2 separate regions of the Homo sapiens genome follow, and region 2 is linked to region 1. The links are chromatin loops, found by intact Hi-C in ENCODE. Cell type or tissue: heart right ventricle. All regions are shown on one strand. Each heading gives the region's core, and the rest is flanking DNA. Links, peaks and the distances in the headings are about the cores only.

Region 1 (9,315 bases), core at 390-8,389:
GGAGCAAAGGATAAAAGACTGTTTAAAGAGTTCAGTTTTGTGTGACTACAGAAGTTCAGTGGAGTGAAAGGTCAATGAAGACTGAAGTGTCCATAAGAAGAGACGAGACTTCAGCTATAGCTTCAAGTATCATCTGAAGACAAGAATGAAGGCAAGAGGCAGGGCTATTGGCATGGCTGTGGGACACAGGAGTCATGCCTCATTAGATGGGACATTATGAATAGAAGATGCAGAGAAATTGGTTGGGATAAGTAGGGAGTGAGATCAGGACAAAAAATGTTTAGAGATTGTTCATTTTAGGGGATCAGTAAATGCTTATAAAAAGAAACAAGGAAGGAAAGGAGAAAGAACTGACAGAATCTTTTGATGAGACAATGGTAGGAAAGGATGACTTGATTAGTCAGGACCAGGCAGGATGGAGGGTGAGGCAGGGAAGGTAGCTAGCTGGGAAACCTGCTATCATCCAGGCCTGAGCCAGCAAAGCCCTGGAAAGTATGGTTTCAAAGGCAATTCAAAGGAAAAAAATCAATAGAATTTGGTGTCTAATAGCATATAAGAGACTTACTTAAAAGTTAAGCCAAAATTTGTAAAATGTTCAAGATTCTTATTCTGAATGCTTAAGATAAAGAGAATAGGCTGGGTACAGTGGCTCATACCTGTAATCCCAACACTGGGAAGCCAAGGTGGGAGGATCGCTTGAGCCCAGGAATTCAAGACCAGCCTGGGCAACACAGGGAGACCCTGTCTTAAAAAAAAAAAAATTATTCAAGCTTGGTAGCATGTGCCAATATGTCCCAGCAACTTGGGAGGCTGAGGTAGTAGGATCACCTGAGCCCAGCAGTTCCAGGCTGCAAGTGAGCTATGATCGTACCACTGCACTTTAGCCTGGGTAAGAGAGTAAGAACTCATCTCAGGGGAAAAAAAAAAAAAATTAACATTGACAAAGATAAGGAAGTTGCAGAAAATGTTAATTTTTAAAACTGAGTCAAAAAAATTCTTGTCCACGGGATTCAAAGTTCCACACTGTTTCCGTTGTACCTTCTGTTAATACATCCATAAGGTAAGGCTCTGGATGTGGTTGAGGAAGGGGGCATTCTACCCTCTTCAGGTACAATTACAGTACTGGTGAGTCCACACAGTTTATTCACTGCATTTTCCAAAACATCTGATTTTTTTTTTTTTTTTTTGAGACCGAGTATTGCTCTGTCGCCCAGGCTGGAGTGTGATCTTGGCTCACTGCAACCTCTGCCTCCCGGGTTCAAGTGATTCTCCTGCCTCAGCCTCCTGAGCAGCTGGGACTACAGGCACGTGCCACCACGCCCAGCTAATTTTTGTATTTTTAGTAGAGACGCGGTTTCCCCAGGCTGACCAAGATGGTCTCGATCTCTTGACTTCGTGATCCGCCCGCCTCAGCCTTCCAAAGTGCTGGGATTACAGGCGTGAGCCGCCGCGCCCGGCCATCTGATTCATTCTTTTGTGTCATTGTAAAGGTTGTGAATCATTGAGCGCAGGCACTACGTCTAACCAAGCTATTTCTAGCACCCCTGCAAAATTAAAATTATTTGCTCACATGCAAAACTAGGCCCAGAGAAGGACACTGACAATGTGGAATACATAATTTCAAAAATTCACCTCAAAAAGCTGGAGGACCAGTAGAATGAAAACCACCAGCCTACTCATGGGCGAACTGTGGTACTTGTGTCCTTTCTTCCATTTACTTTCCTGAGGAGAGGAGAGACTGCTCACCTGGTATTCCACTGTGCCCCTCCCCGGCAGACCCCTCACTGACCCGTGAGGCAGGAGCAGAAGTTGTTCACTATAGATTATTGCTCCATCATAATATAACCAAGGAGGCTGGGCACAGTGGTTCATGCCTCTAATCCCAGCACTTTGGGAGGCTGAGGCAGGAGGATCACTTGAGGTCAGGAATTCCAGACCAGCCTGGCCAACCTAGTGAAACCCCATCTCTACTAAAAATAACAAAAATTAGCCATGCGTGGTGGCGTGCACCTGTAATCCCAGCTACTTGGGAGGCTGAGGCACAAGAATCATTTAAACCCGGGAGGTGGAGGTTGTAGTGAGCCAAGATCGCACCACTGCACTCCAGCCTGGGCAACAGAGCAAGACTCTGTCTCTAAATAAATAAATAAATAAATAATGAAAAATAACCAAATATAGATAGGGGAAGAAACAGGAAAATAATAGTGGTAAAGGAGGTGGAATAATAGCAAGGAAAAGGAGGGAAGGGAAAGGATGAGAAGAAAACAATTAAATGGTGAAATAAATTAATAAGCAAATATTCAAAAGCAAAAAAAAAGCAACACAATAGTTCATATCTGTGGTTTGGAGCAGACCCCTCCTGAGGCAGGAAAACTCTCCTCTTTGGGAAGTGAATTTCCCATTAATAATAGTTAATGTCACTCATAAATTGGAGGCTTCTGATAACAGCAAAAGATTGTATCCTTTCATTCTCAGATTGGGGTAGGTACCAGATGCTCTTACTTAATTACTTAAAGATTTAACTACATAATCTTGCCCGTGATTGCTGCACTGAGTTTACCTGGTTTGAGCTCAGAGTGGTTTACCTCATTGATTTCAAGCGTCCTTTAAGGTCAGTCATATACGATTGCACCTAAGATATTTAAATAGCTGTTTCTTTTTACTCTCATAGAGTGTGCGATCATCAGACTTCCCCCAAACCAGAGAATCTCTACTTAGCGAGTGCAATGGCTGAACTTGAACCTATATTTGAAATTTCATTTTACCCAGTCAATTCATGAGGACGCAATTTATCTGTGGATTTATATAAATACCACTATTAGAGACAAACTACTTATAAATGCTTTAAATTCATTTCTCCTTCTCCAGACCCAGAAAGGAAACCCAAATGTATCCACTTTACGCATTCAAAGCCTTGACTTTCTGAGCTAATCTTTCATAAATGGCTCTTAAGGGAGGGTCTCCTTCCTTCCTTGGGTCTCACCCAGAGGTTGCCCCTTTGCAATCCACATTGATGAAGGACATCTTCCCTGCTGGAGGACACGTTCCTGCAGGAGATTCTTTGAAGAGCAAACACCACCCTCCAGCCTTGAAATGCTGGCGCGGCTTCACTGTGTCTCTAAATCAAGCTTTGTCCACCCAGACAGGAAGACTCCACCCTGTTGTGACAGGCACAATGTGGAATTTGTGCTTCAGTGAGCTTCAGATGATTTTCAACCCCACACCTTGGATGTGTTTTTGAAACAATGTGGGATATAAATAAATAAAACATATTAACCATTGTGGTGCTTTATTCGCTCTTCAATATTTGTAAGTTGATTTCTACCATAAAAGAGTTTTTTTCTCTCCTCCCTTCCTTCTTTCCCTGCTCTCCCACCGCCCTCACCATCACCACCCACCCTGCCCTAAAAAAACAGTTCCGTTTTTGGTATTCTTCTGTGACGTTCCACACTTCATGGAAGGGTGGTTCTGCTAGTTGAAATTTTAAAATGCATCCATTCCCATTCTCCGGCTTATTCAGAATCCTCTATTGCCAAATCTTTAGGCTTTTTTCAACCCCCATTTACAACTTATGACAAGCTCATGAGTGTCTTTTCTTGCTCAAGTTCTCATCCTATCACTCTCTGCACAAAAGCCTTGGAGAATGTTCATTTCCATCCCAAGAACAAAATAAGCTTTTGCCCTTCCCCGCTTTAAAACAATTGCTCAAGGTAATGGCCACCACCATCTTACAAAATTAATTGATTAACTTTTTAGGTCAGACTGGGGTTTGTCTACTGAGAAGTTCTTGGCAGTGCAGAAAGAGCAGTCAGTCTGTTTGATGTGACACAGAAGTGTGAAGAAGACGATGTGCCTGTTTCTGTCCCAGGCGAGGAAGTTTGTATGTAAATATAGTGGGGAGAGGGTAAGAAGACAAAGATTCAAAGCAAAAAAGGGAACAGTAAATGCACACAGTGAGTGCAGTTTTACAACTAAAAAAAATATTTAAACATTTCTGATGTCAAGAAATCAGAAGGCATTTGGAAAATATTCTAACCCTTTTAAAGATATTCCAAACCATTTTCCCTGGCTTATTTCTACATAGCAACAAACTTTTATCTCTGAAAATAAACTGTCCATCTCCTGAGAAGAGATTATTTCTCTTCTGAGAACTCTTTCAGATATAAGAATGTGAAGGATTCCAGTTGTTTGGTCCTGCTTACCTTTCCTGTGACATGTGTGTATATGAAGCTGTATGGGAATCCCCATCCAGAAGTTCTCAAGAGAGGAGATGGGCTTCCATGCTTTTTTAAAAAATGTGACAGAAAGTCTGCATGAGTTTTGACCTTTTTTTTTTTTTTCCTGGTGAGGATAAAGCCAGTTTTCAACTGTGAGAAAAGTGCTCTGAGGCAAACTCGCTTTCACCACAGCTTAGCCCTGTGGCATCTCCTGCTGTGGCCATGCACCCAATAAATTCCCCTAGATGAGCAATTCCTGTAGCCTGGTCCTGGTCAGGCTGGCATGCAGGAGGGCTTCCTTCTATTACTAAAGTGGAGTCTCCAAATCACCTCTTTGGAATGTGTGAACCCTAGGGCAGGGTCCCCAACCCCTGGGCCACAGACTGGTACGGGGCCACAGGCAGGGGCTGAAGGGTGGGTAAGCAAGGGAAGCTCATCTGTATTTACAGCTGATCCCCATCGCTGGCATTACCGCTCAAGCTCCGTCTCCTGTCAGACCAGCAGCGGCATTAGATTCTCATAGAAGCACGAACCCTATTGTGAACGGTGCATGGGAGGGATCTAGGTTGCGTGCTCCTCATGAGAATCTAATGCCTGATGATCGGTCACTGCCTCCAATCACCCCCAGATGGGACCGTCTAGTTGCAGGAAAACAGCCTCAGGGCTCCCACTGAGTCTACGTTATGGTGAGTTGTATGATTATTTCATTATATATTACAATGTAATAACAGAAATAAAGTGCACAATAAATGTAATGTTCTTGAATTATTCCAGAATCATCCCCCTGCCTGGTCCATGGAAAAATTGGCTTCCACGAAACCAGTAGCTGGTGCCAAAAAGGCTGGGAACCGCTGCCCTAGAGGAAGAATTTCAATACAAATGTAGCAAACTCCAGTTCCTTATTTTGTTCTGTAAAAGCATTATTGATTGTGACAACCCAAAGCATCATCAGGAAAACAGGGAACACACTGCATGGCCATCTGCCATGAGGGGGGTGTTAGTGGCCATTGGCTAGAGAGATCTGTGAAGGAGCAGGGAGAGAGCCAGGAGTCCAGTGGGCACCCCCAGGAGACATAACCGCTGTGTACTGGTGTGCACGCTGGACCGCTAGTGACCTGGAGGCCGGCAGTGGGAGGGGACAGGCAGTGTTAGGGATTAGAAAACAAAGACTCCGTGAGTTTATTTTGGATTGTTCTCTTTCTTTTATATTCCTTGTATTAGTTTGCTAGAGTGGCCACAGCTTGGGAGCTTGGGTGTTTTAAACAATAGAAATGTTGTTCCCACGGTTCTGGAGGCAGGGGTCCAAGACGAAGGTGCTGGCATATTTGTTCTTTCCTGAGGTCTCCCTCCCAGATTTGTTCTCCCTGACTCGCTGATGGCTTCCTGCTCACTGTGCCCTCACAGGGTCTTTCCTCTGAATGTGCATCCATGGTGTCTTCCACTTCTTATAAGGACACCGGTCCTGTTGGTTGAAGCCTCCGCCCTGTGACCTCGCTTAACCTTAGTTACCTCTTTGAAGGCCCTGTCTCCAAATGCAGTCACATTGGGAGTTAGGACTTCAACACATGGATTTTGGGAGACTACAATTGAGTTCATAACAGGTCATTACCGAGCCACCAGGTTGCTAAAAGCAAAACCTCAGGTTTATGAGTGCAGCCGTGCCCAGATGCAGCGCCAAGGGATACCCATGAAAAACTCTTTTTTAATGTACTTATCGGAATGGCTAAAATTAAAAATGCCAAATGCTGGAGAGGGTGTGGGGAAATAGGATCACTCATATTGCTGGTGGGAATGTAAAATGGTAGAGCTGCTTTGGAAAGCAGTTTGGCAAATTCCTATAAAATTCAACAGTACTATAAAGTTATAAATGTACTGTACTATATTTATATTAATATAAACTCAAGTATCACTATAAAATTAAAATTACTACACAACCCAGCAGTTGAACTCTTGGGCATTTATCCTCAGCATATCCAGGATAATGTAGGCTTTTCCTTGATTGCATTGTAAGTTTAACATGTCCATGGTTTATGGTTCATAATGTCTACCTATGTTTTAATATCATCTGCCAATTTATTGACACCTTTTCCATTTAAAAATGAGAGAGAAAGAAAAACTCTTCTAGATAACAATCCTCCCTATTGTTTCCCTAGCAAGTCATGGGTGAGATCATTGGAAGCTGACCTATGGTGCTTTAGGTTCTTATAAGACTCTCAGCATTTCTTCCTCCTCAGGAAATGCCCTGCTGAGTTCACAATCTCAAATCAAATCTGCTTTACATGTAGGAGAATGAAACTGAATACTCATCTCTCACCTTACACAAAAATCAACTCAAGATGGATTGAGGACTTAAATCTAAGACCTGAAACTATAAAAATTCTAGAAGATAACATCAGAAAAAACCCTCGTACACATTGGCTTAGGCAGGGATTTCATGATCAAGAACTCAAAAGCAAATGCAACAAAAACAAAGATACATTGCTGGGACCTAATTAAACTAAAAAGCTTTTGCTGTGCAAAAGGAACAGTCAGCAGAGTACACAGACAACCCACAGAGTAGGAGAAAATCTTCACAATCTATACATCTGACAAAGGACTAATATCCAGAATCTACAACGAACTCAAACAAATTAGCAAGAAAAAACAAACAATCCCATCAAAAAGTGGGCTAAGGACATGAATAGACAATTCTCAAAAGAAGATATACAAATGGCCAACAAACATGTGAAAAAATGCCCAACATCACTGATGATCAGGGAAATGCAAATCAAAACCACAATGCAGTACCACCTTACTCCTTTAAGAATGGCCATAATAAAAAAATAATAGATGTTGACATGGATACGGTGAACAGGTAACACTTCTACACTGCTGTTGGGAATGTAAACTAGTACAACCACTATGGAAAACAGTGTGGAGATTCCTTAAAAAACTAAAAGTAGGCTGGGCACGGTGGCTCACGCCTGTAATCCCAGCACTTTGGGAGACCGAGGCAGGCGGATCATGAAGTCAGGAGATCGAGACCATCCTAGCTAACACGGTGAAACCCCGTCTCTACTAAAAATACAAAAAAATTAGCTGGGCATGGTGGCGGGCACCTATAGTCCCAGCTACTTGGGAGGCTGAGGCAGGAGAATGGCATGAACCCGGGAGGCAGAGCTTGCAGTGAGCCGAGATTGCGCCACTGGACTCCAGCCTGGGTGACACAGCAAGACTCTGTCTCAAAAAAAAAAAAAAAAAAAAAAAAAAAAACTAAACTAAAAGTAGAACCACCATTTGACCCAGCAATCCCACTACTGGGTATCTCCCCAGAGGAAAATAAGTCATTATATGAAAAAGATACTTGTACACGCATGTTTATAGCAGCACAATTCGCAAGTGCAAAAATGTGGAACCAGCTCAAATGCCCATCAATCAACGAGTGAATAAGGAAACTGTGATATATATATATATATATATATATATAAAACCATGGAATACTACTCATCCATAAAAATGAGTTAATTAATGGCATTCGCAGCAACCTGGATGGAATTGGAGACTATTATTCTAAGTGAAGTAACTCAGGAATGGAAAGCCAAACATTGTATGTATTCACTCATAAGTGGGAGCTAAACTATGAGGCTGCAAAGGCATAAGAATGACACAATAGACTTTGAGGACTCAGGAGGGAAGGCAGGAAGGGGCTGAGGGATAAAAGACTACTAATCAGTTTCGGTGTATACTGCTTGGGTGGTAGGTGCACCAAAATCTCACAAATCGACCCTAAAGAACTTACTCGTGTAACCAAATAGCACCTGTTCCCCAAAAACCTATGGAAATAAAAAAATAAAAAAAAAATTAATCTGCTTTATAGTTGGTTTTTAGTATACAATAACTTTTCTTAAGAATCAAACTGTTGCATATTTTTCTAATGAAACATGTTTTTCTAACACATGCATGGCGAGATGCATATAGTATACAAACACATTGTAACAGCATAAATCTGTAAGAGATAGCAAAGTAGGATGGGTTACAATTTCTCAGGCAGCAGATCATCTCATGGGCTAGGACTAGCGGTATGGTGGCTGTGTTCAAGCCATGATTGAATGCACCTCCTCTGCCATGGGAGATGCTGACAATGCAGGGCACACCCCTTGTGAAGGTCTAGGGTAGACTAGAGGAAAAGCAGGTGCTTCCACCATTCCCTGACCCATGGACTGAGCATGCAGAGAACTGGCATGGTCTGCTTAGCAGCTGCCTGGGATGTGGCTGGGGTAAGTATCAGGAAAGGGGGTGGAAAATGTGAGCCCAGGGCAGGAAATCAGAGCACAGGATTAAGAAAAATGTCTCAAAGGTCCTTAAAAAGTACCTGAACAGGCACAGTGGCTAATAAAATCCTGGAGCTTTGGGAGGCTGAGGTGGGTCCAGCAGTTCAAGATCAGCCTGGGCAACATAGTGAGACCCTGTCTCTATGAAAATATTTTAAAAATTAGCCAGCCATGGTGGTGTGCACCTGTAGTCCCAGCTATTCTGGACGCCAAGGTGGGAGGATCCCTTGAGCCCAGGAATTTGAGGCTGCAGTGAGCTATGATCACACCACTGTACTCCAGGCTAGGCAACAGAGTGAGACCCTGTCTCAAAAACAAAAAAAAAGTCAAGTGAAAGTTTAAAAATAATCAAAAGGGCCAGGCGCAGTGGCTCACGCCTATAATCCCAACACTTTGGAAAGCCGAGGCGGGCGGATCATGAGGTCAGGAGTTTGAGACCAGCCTGGGCAACTTAGTGAGACCTTGTATCTACTAACATAAATAAATAAATAAATAATACTCAAAAAACTTAGCTGGGCATGGTGGTGCACACCTGCTACCCAGGAGGCTGAGGTGGGAGAATTGCTTGATACCAGGAGGAGGAGGCTGCAGTGAAGCAAGATCACGCCACTGCACTCCAACCTGGGTGACAGAGTGAGATCTTGTCTGTAAATTAAAAAAAAAAAAAGGTTTACCAAATATCCAAATCTGAAAAACTAGTCATCCTTCTGGAAAATATTATGTTCCATGAAAAAAGGAACTAGTTCAGTTTACACTAAAACAAAAAAAAATGCTTTTTCTTGAGACAA
Region 2 (9,315 bases), core at 400-8,399, 60 kb after region 1:
ATTATAGGCATCTATTAAATATTGGGCACTGTGCTAGGCCTTAGGAGTACCATGAAAAATAAAATGGATATGGTCCTTGTCTATTACAGCCTATCTTCTATGAAGTAGAATTTAACTGGATGTGTAGGTTTTCAGGGGGCGTTGGAGTGTTCTAGGCAGAGAGTATAACCTGCATACAGGCCCTGGAGCACAAAGTTCAAGGAACTAAAGATCAGGGTGACTCTAGCAGAAGGGAAAGTAACATAATGTTTAAGAAGCAGGCACAGGATAGACTGTGTAGGACTTGTAAACCATGTTAAGATTTCACTCTTTATACTAAAAACTACAGAAAGCCATTAGCAATATTTTAAGCAGATCTGATCATATTTGCATTGGAAAGATCACTCTAGCTCTGGGGAATGAATTAGGGTTTTGGAGAGAATCAGTGGCAGATTAAAAAATAGGCTATGAGGGATATTTTGTTGGTACAGTAGACAGGATTTGGTGAGAAATTTAATAGGCAGAGGAGGAAGAGAGGTATAGTGGTTAATTGCTGGGTTTTGGGACTTGAATAATTGCATGGATGGTGGTACCATTCACTGAGACAGGGAGTGTTGGAAGACTACCAGATTTGAGGGAAGATAGATGTTAAACAGGCAGTTGGACATTATTATATATATACACATATTATATATATACATATTATAGATATACAATTATATATATATTTATATATACATATATACATATTATATACACATATATACATATTATATATATTATATATATACATATTATATGTGTGTGTGTATATATATATATATTTTTTTTGAGATGGAGTTTCACTCTTGTTACGCAGGTTGGAGCACAATGGTGTGATCTCGGCTCACTGCAACCTCTGCCTCCCGGGTTCAAGCGATTCTCCTGCCTCAGCCTCCTGAGTAGCTGGGATTACAGGCATGCGCCACCACGCTCGGCTAACTTTGTATTTTTGGTAGAGACGGGGTTTCACCATGTTGGTCAGGCTGGTCTTGAACTCCCGACCTCAGGTGATCCACCCGCCTCGGCCTCTGAAAGTGGTGGGATTACAGGCGTGAGCCACTGCACCTGGCCAGTTGGACATATTGACTTATACCTTACAGTAGAGATCTGGGCCAGAGATGTAAATTTATGATTTTATATGGTAATTAAACCAAGGATATGAATGAGATTTCCTAGGAAAAAAAGTATATAGTGAGAAGGAGAGAGGCCAAGAGAGGAACTCTGGAATTTAATTGTTTAGTAGAAAGTATGACTGAGAAGGAGCAGCCGGAGGAGTAGGAGGAAAACCCAGAGCAGGAGACAGTGGGAATGCCCGACAGTGTTGGATGCACTGAAGATATCAAGCAAGGGGTTTAAAATACTGAAAGCATTTGGTGAAGTGGAGGTCTTGTGTGACATTAGTGAGAGTTATTTATATGAAATGATGGGTGGAAACCAGATAAGAGATACCTGAAAAGTGAGTGAGAGAGGATGAAAGGGGAATGGTTGGAATATATAGCTCTGTGAAGGAAGAAGAGGTAGGCCAGAAGCTAGAAGGGAGATGTGAGGTCTTTCATGTACGTCCGTGTGAAGAGACTACCAAACAGGCTTTGTGTGAGCAACATGGCTGTTTATTTCACCTGGGTGCAGGCAGGCTGAGTCTGAAAAGAGAGTCAGCAAAGGGAGATAGGGGTGGGGCCGTTTTATAAGATTTAGGTAGGTAAAGGAAAATTACAGTCAAAGGGGGTTTGTTCTCTGGCGGGCAGGAGTGGGGGTTGCAAGGTGCTCAGTGGGGGAGCTTTTTGAGCCAGGATGAGCCAGGAAAAGGACTTTCACAAGGTAATGTCATCACTTAAAGCAAGGAATGGCCATTTTCACTTCTTTTGCGGTGGAATGTTATCAGTTAAGGCGGGGCAGGTCATTTTCACTTCTTTTGTGATTCTTCAGTTACTTCAGGCCATCTGGACATATACATGAAAGTCACAGGGGATGCGATGGCTTGGCTTGGGCTCAGAGGCCTGACAAGGTCCATAGTGGTTTGTTTATTCATTTTTTTCTTTGCATATGTTTAAATGTGAATGGGAAGGAACCAGTCAGGAGGGAAATGTTGACTTCATGATACAGCAAGTTTTCTGAGAGGGGAGTGCTTTGAATCCCTATCGCTCTACCCTCCCACAGGCCTCTCAGATTACTTTAGGAAGGAGATTTCTGTTATAATAGGAAAAGTACGGCTACAGCTGCAGGTAATGTTATATGTTTGGTAGAAGTAGATGGGAGGCTTCTAATTTGCTTCTTTTATATTTACCTAAAGTAGAAAATAAAGCTATTTCCTGAGAATGAGAAAAGTTCTGTGAGGGGTTGGGGGGGAGGTGTAGGAGTGTTAGTAGGAGGATTCAAGAGACTAGGGAAACATAGAGAAGTATTCCAGTTATCTATGGCTGCCTAACCAACCATCTCAAAGTTTAGCGGCATGATTATTTCATTGTGCTCATAGACTTTGTGAACCAGGAATTTGGACAAAGCACAGTGAGGACAGCTTCTGTATTGCATGGTAGAGGCTCTATTGCCACTGCACCCGGGCTCCTAACTGTTTTTCAAACTTATATTGAACTACTCGGTTCACCTTCTGGGGTGGCTGTCTTTGATGATACTGTCTCTATGGCGGCAGGTATCATAAAGTCACACTGACATGCTCATTCACAGAAATCATATCGAGCACTTAAGACTGACGTATTTGCTTTTCTTCTTTTAACCTCATTCTTTTTTTTCTAAAGATTTTTATTTTATTAATGTTTTATTTATTTTTTGTTATAGGGACAGAGCTATAAACATACATTTTCCATTCATTCTAGAATTGCCTTTTCTCTCTCCAACCTGGTTAGAAGGCTTTCAAATCACCAGCTTAAACACCATCACTTCTTTGAAGCCTTAACTGATTTCCTTATTTTGTTGGTGGTCCCAAAGCATTTGGTTTGAGTTCTTAAGTACCATACCTAGAACAGTTGTTCCCAAATTTGTCAGTGCAGTATCATCACCTGCAAATCATTTAAGAAAGGCAGATTTCAGGGTCACACCCCAAACCTACTGAGTCATTCCTTTTGGGCACACAGTGATCAACAATTATGTAATTGTTAGTTGATTGATAGACATTTGCATAAGACACCTGTAGGCCCATTAGACTCTTTTTTTTTTTTTTTGAGGTGGAAACTTGCTCTGTCTCCCAGGCTGGAGTGCAGTGGCATGATCTCAACTCACTGCATCCTCTAACTCTCAGGTTCAAACAATTCTCCTGGCTCAGCCTCCTGAATAGCTGGGACTATAGGCATGCACTACCACACTTGGCTAATTTTTTATTTTTTTTAATTTTTATTTTTTTAGTAGAGATGATGCAGATAGGCGACAGGGAAATACTGGGTGGAAGAGGGTGGTTCTGTGGCAAAGGCCCCACCATCACACCTGAAGACCCCCAGCTCTAAATGAGGACAGGCATTCCTGTTTTTCACACCCAAAAAGTTGCCCTGTGGCTCACCACATCCTCTATCCTCCACCCATATAAATCCTGAACCCCAGGTTCCAGAAGCAGACAAGCAAGCCAGCAGACCAGCAGACGAATGGTAGAACAGCATGGCAGAGAAAGAGAGAAGAGGAGAAACAGCTGAACACCTAGAGGAGTTCAGATAGAGGTGGTTGGAGAGGAGTCCGGCTGCTGGGCAGCCTGACTCCAGGGGAAGATCACCTTCCTACTCCACCCCCACCTTCGGGGTCCCCATGCACCCTGCTGAAAGTGACCTTCACCTCACATTCATCCTTCAAGCCCTTGTGTGACCTGATTTTTTGGGAATGCTGGGCAAGAACTTGGGATACAGAAAGCTGTCACACTGGACTTCTACCCTTGTGAAAAGGCAGAGGGTGCATTGAGCTGATTAACACTCAAGCCGTCTGTGGATGGCAAAGCTGAAAGAGCTTTGTGTTACTAAGATTGCAGGCACCCATCCCTAGACACTGCCAGAGCCCAAAGTGCTCACCCTGGCCTCTGCACCTGCTCATCTGCATGCTCTCCCTCTTGCTAGGGGTTTGAGTAGCAGGGCAATTGAACAGGCAAGCCATACTGCTGTTGCATGTCCTGTGAGGGGGATCAGGGAACTCTCCCATTTCAGAGACGGGGTTTTGCCATGTTGGCCAGGCTGGTCTCGAATTGCTGACCTCAAGTGATCTGCCTGCCTTGGCCTCCCAAAGTGCTGGGATTACAGGCAAGAGCCACCACGCCCAGCCCCATTAGACTCTTAAATCCTCAAGATCAGAGGCTATGTTTTATTTCAGATCCCTCTGTAGTGCTTTGCCCATGGGAGATGTTCAATACATTTTGTGGAGTTTGTCTTTGTCTGTGTCTCTTGGGATTAGTCATTTGCAGAGACTTTTCTATATGCTGTTCTTTTTCTCTTGGATTTCCATCAGATGTCACCCGATTCTGTTCTCTTTTTTACTTAGCCATCTGGGGCCCGATCACCACAAACAATAATAACAGCAACAACAACAACAAACACAGTATGTAGGTGGGAAGTACATTCAAGTTAATAAAACCGTGAATGAGGTTGGCATTTTGCTTGCGTTTGTGTGAACTCTTTTTCTAGTCAGGGGATCAAAGGTATTTCATATTTTTATTTATTTATTTATTTATTTATTTATTTATTTATTTATTATATACCGACAGGGGCCTCACCATGTTACCCAGGCTGGTCTCAAACTCCTAGGCTCCAGCGATCCTCTTTCCTTGGCCTCCCAAAGTGTTGGGATTACAGGAGTGAGCCACTGTTCCTGGCTGGATTTTATACTTTTAAAATGTTAAAGGCAGTATTTTTGACTGTCTTCAAGGTGAGCATGGTACATACCAGGGGAACAAATGGAATTCCCAATGATCACGTTGGTATAGGTTTTCTTTTATTTTTATGGTAGGGTGGGAAAGGGAACAGAAGGGTCTTGCAATCTCGCCAGGTGAGCCTAAGCATCTAGTTCCCTGAGATTTTGCTCAACATGCTTTGTTGAAGCAGCTTAAATCTGGCTATAGCAGCAGTAAGGGGTGAAAAATGGACAGGAGAGAATTAAAATTTTGTTTTTATTTTCAATCCTGGCTAATCACAAAACAAATGAATCATGATCTCAGTGCAGTGATTAAAAAAGGTTGATTTAATTTGGCAATAGTTAGTGGATTCTGCTGCTAATTAAGCATGTGTGTTGTACGTGGGAAGGTATATTTGGGAAGCAGTTATTTCTCACTGCATACCTGTCTAATATAGCTGACAGTTATAGCCACAGTCCCTTTCTCCCCCCTTAGGATTTTGTTTGCAGCTCCTTTAAATGCCAAACATTTCTGCTAAAAATAGCTGTTCCATTTTCTCGTGACTCCACCCAGGTCAGTCTGCCTGCCTCCCTGGCTTCCCAGGTGGGCATATCCACATTGCAGTTTTGTTAGCTAGTCTTTGTATGATTTCTTCTCCCCTCCAACTACAGATGTCCCACATTGCACTTCCGTGACAGGGCTGCAGTGTAGTCGCTATGCAGGGTTCCTAAATAGCGTTGAGTAGAATGGATGCCAACAGCTGCATTCAGCTGCAGTGGAGGGACTTTAAGGGAGTGGGCACCAGAGTAAACATTTCAAGTGGAAAAATGTCACTGCTGAGGGAAGTAGTCTCTTTTAATCATTTAAAAACATTTCAAGACCTTGCTAGACAGATCAGTGTGCAGCATCGGGTGAAAGGGAAGTGGAAACAATGAGAGGTCACCAGACAAAGAAACTGGAAGAAGCTTGGAGGGAATGTATGATCCTGATTCTAAGATGCACATTTTTATTTCATATATCAATACTTCAGATGTTGAGATGTATCTTACAACTGCTAGGTGCGTTTAATAATTTCCCCTGCTTATCCTTCCAGCACCCCATGCCACTCCATAAAATAAAACCATTATTTAAATGAAGTTGTGACGCTTGCACTGAGTGATGTCTAGATTTGAGGAAACACCACGTTCACCAAGGGAAACCCATTACAGTCTAGAGTTTACCCCTCAGCCATGTGAGCTAAGAATCCTAATTTGTGAGTACACAGAAGGACTTTTTGTTTTTACACCTTTATTGAGGTATAGTTTATATACAAAAACTACACATATTTAATGTATACAACTTGTGGAGCTGGGGCATATGAATACAACTGTGATACCATCACTACAGTCAAGGAAATAAACGTATGCATCTCCTCCGAAAGTTTCCTTGTGTCCTTTTGCTTTTGTGTGTGTGCTAAGAACACTTACTATGAGAGCTGCCCTGTTGAAAAATTTTTAAGTATACAATACCATATTGTGCACTATTGGCACCGTGTTGTACAGCAGATCTTTAGCATGTATTCATCTTGTATAATAATAACTTTATACCCACTGAACTCAATTTCTCCCTTTCCCTATCCCCTGGCAACCACCACTCTATTTTCTGCTTCTATATATTTGACTTTTTTTTTTTTTTTTTTTTTTTTTTTTAAGACGAAGTCTCGCTCTGTCGCGAGGCTGGAGCGTAATGGCGTGATCTCGGCTCGTTGCAACCTCAGTCTCCCGGGTTCAAGCGACTCTCCTGCCTCAGCCTCCCGAGTAGCTGGGACTACAGGCGTATTTTTGACTATTTTAGGTACCCCATATAAGCGGAATCATGCAGCATTCAGAAGCACATTTTCTTTTCTTTTCTTTTTTCTTTTTTGAGACGAAGTTTCCCTCTTGTTGCCCAGGCTGGAGTGCAATGTTGCGATCTTGGCTCACCGCAATCTCCGCCTTCTGGGTTCAAGCGATTCTCCTGGCTCAGTCTCCCGAGTAGCTGGGATTACAGGCACGCACCACCAAGCCCGGCTAATCTTGTATTTTTAGTAGAGACGGGGTTTCTCCACATTGGTCAGGCTGGTCTCAAACTCCCGACCTCAGGTGATCAGCCCGTCTCGGCCTCCCAAAGTGTTGGGATTACAGGCGTGAGCCATCGCGCCCGACCCAGAGTACATTTTCTAAGGAAAAATCTCATATTTACTTGGCTTACAAAGACTTACACATAAATTCAGACTGTTAATTGAAATAACAGACAGAGGAGAGGAATGGAGGAATGCCCGTGTCAGAATTACCAACCAATTCCCCTCCTAGAGATGGACTTTTACTTGGAAACCATATTTTAATCAGAAGACAGCTTGGAAGGTCTCCAGGTAGGGTGAGGAGTCCACCTTAGGTGATCCACCCGCCTTGTCCTCCCTAAGTGCTGGGGATTACAGACACTCCTTCCTTCCTTCCTTCCTCCCTCCCTCCTTTCCTTCCTTCCTTCCTTCCTTCCTTCCTTCCTTCCTTCCTTCCTTCCTTCCTTCCTTCCTTCCTTCCTTCCTTCCTTTCTCTCTCTCTCTTTCGGAGTCTCACTCTGTTGTGAAGCTGGAGTGCAGTGGCGGATCTCGGCTCACTACAACCTTGCCGCAAGGTTCAAGTGATTCTCCTGCCTCAGTCTCCCGAGTAGCTGGGACAGCTGGGACTACAGGCACCTGCCACCACACCCAGCTAATTTTTGTATTTTTAGTAGAGATGGGGGTTTCACCATGTTGGCCAGGATGGTCTCGATCTCCTGATCTTGTGATCCACGCGCCTCGGCCTCCCAAAGTGCTGGGATTACAGGCATGAGCCACCGCGTCCAGCACTCTGTTTATGGCATCCATTATGTTACATTATTGATTCTCAACCTTAGATGTACATTCAAATGACCTGTCTCTCCCTCCACCTTTTTTTAGGGGAAGAATTATGCTTGTACATTACACCACAGGGACTGTACATACATAAACTTCTTTTAAACATAGAGGTGGGGTCTTACTATGTTACCCAGTCTGTTCTTGAACTCCTGGCCTCAAGCAATCGTCCTGGCTCAGCCTCCCAAAGTATTGGGAGTACAGGCATGAGCAACTGCACCCAGGCTATATATACTCTTGTATGCCTAGTTTCTCTCACCCAATATAATGTTTGTAAGATTCATCAGTGTTGTTGCATGTGGTTGTAGATTGTCAAATCCCAATGCTGTACAGAAATCCATTGTATAACTTTATTACATTTTACTTATCCATTCTAAATAGGATAATAAAAATTCGGGTAATTTCTAGTTTTTGGTTATTTTGAATGCTGTTATGAACATTCTAGTACGCGCCTTTTGGAAAACATATATGTATACATTTCTATTATATACCTAGGAGACACATTGGTGGGTTATAAGATATGCCTATATTATTAAGCCAGGTGCAGTGGCTCACGCCTGTAATCCCAGCACTTTGGGAGGCTGAGGTGGGCAGATTGCTTTGAGACTAGCCTGGGCAACACAGTGCAACTGGTCGCTACAAAAAATACAAAAATTAGCCTCGTGTGGTGGCGCATGCCTGTGATTCCAGCCATTCAGGAGACTTAGGTGGGAGAATTCCTGGGGGCCGGAAAGTTGAGGTTGCAGTGAGCTGTGATCGCCCACTGCACTCCAGCCTGGGTGACAGAGCAAGACCCTGTCTCAGAAAAAAAGAAGAAAAAAAAAAAAAGAAAAAGCTATGCCTAAAGGCTAAGTGTATATAGAATATTTTCTTTAAATGAACATCAAACCACATGACTGACCTGCTAAAATCGTCACTGGCTTTCTTCTATAGTCTGAGTAAACCATATTCCACACTACAAGGCCCACAGGACCAGCCCCTATTTAATTCTCTGGCTTCATCCCATATCACTCTTTTGACTCAGCCGTGTTTGCTCCCATTGAGTAGTCTTCCTGCATGTGGGTCTCCTGCTTTTTCCTTTGTTTGCAATATGCTTATTGCCAGTCCTTCTCCCTAGGCAAGCCCACACTGCTCAGTTCCTAACAGGAAGCTTCTATTCATCTTTCAAATGTCACTTTCATGGAGCTTTCCCTGATCGTGGTTATCTAAGTATCTCCATTTTATTTTCTCTAATTCTATCAAATTTCTTCATAGCACTTATGACAAATTTGACAGTATATACTGATTTTTGTTTCTGGTTATATACTATTTTTTTTCTTTTTGAGACGGAGTTTCACTCTTGTTGCCCAGGCTGGAGTGCAGTGGCATGATCTCTGCTCACTGCAACCTCTGCCTCCTGGGTTCAAGTGATTCTCTTGCCTCAGCCTCCCAAGTAGCTGGGATTACATTCAGCCTCCCAGGTAACTGGGATTACAGGCATGCACCACCACACCCAGCTAATTTTGTATTTTTAGTAGAGATGGGGTTTCACCATGTTGGTCAGGCTGGTCTCGAACTCCTGACCTCA

The links. A loop is a pair of places that touch in the nucleus more often than their neighbours do. Peaks named below come from ENCODE experiments on the same cell type or tissue, not always from the same donor. Only the 100,000 strongest peaks of a DNase experiment are listed, where the experiment ranks them.
Region 2: a loop joins it to region 1, with 2.9 times the contacts of the local background. A loop is called at or near these places in 4 of 110 quality-filtered maps.

The regions. Positions count from the first base shown.
Region 1 is chr4:159,364,042-159,373,356 of GRCh38, forward strand. No RefSeq gene overlaps it. Among named protein-coding and RNA genes, the nearest start is that of MIR3688-1, 240 kb to the left of the region's middle. In heart right ventricle, for the core only: no CTCF peak of the experiment used is centred there; DNase peaks (open chromatin) are centred at 5,276 and 5,550; H3K4me3 peaks cover 957 bases; H3K27ac peaks cover 4,815 bases.
Region 2 is chr4:159,423,816-159,433,130 of GRCh38, forward strand. No RefSeq gene overlaps it. Among named protein-coding and RNA genes, the nearest start is that of MIR3688-1, 300 kb to the left of the region's middle. In heart right ventricle, for the core only: no CTCF peak of the experiment used is centred there; no DNase peak of the experiment used is centred there; H3K4me3 peaks cover 653 bases; H3K27ac peaks cover 986 bases.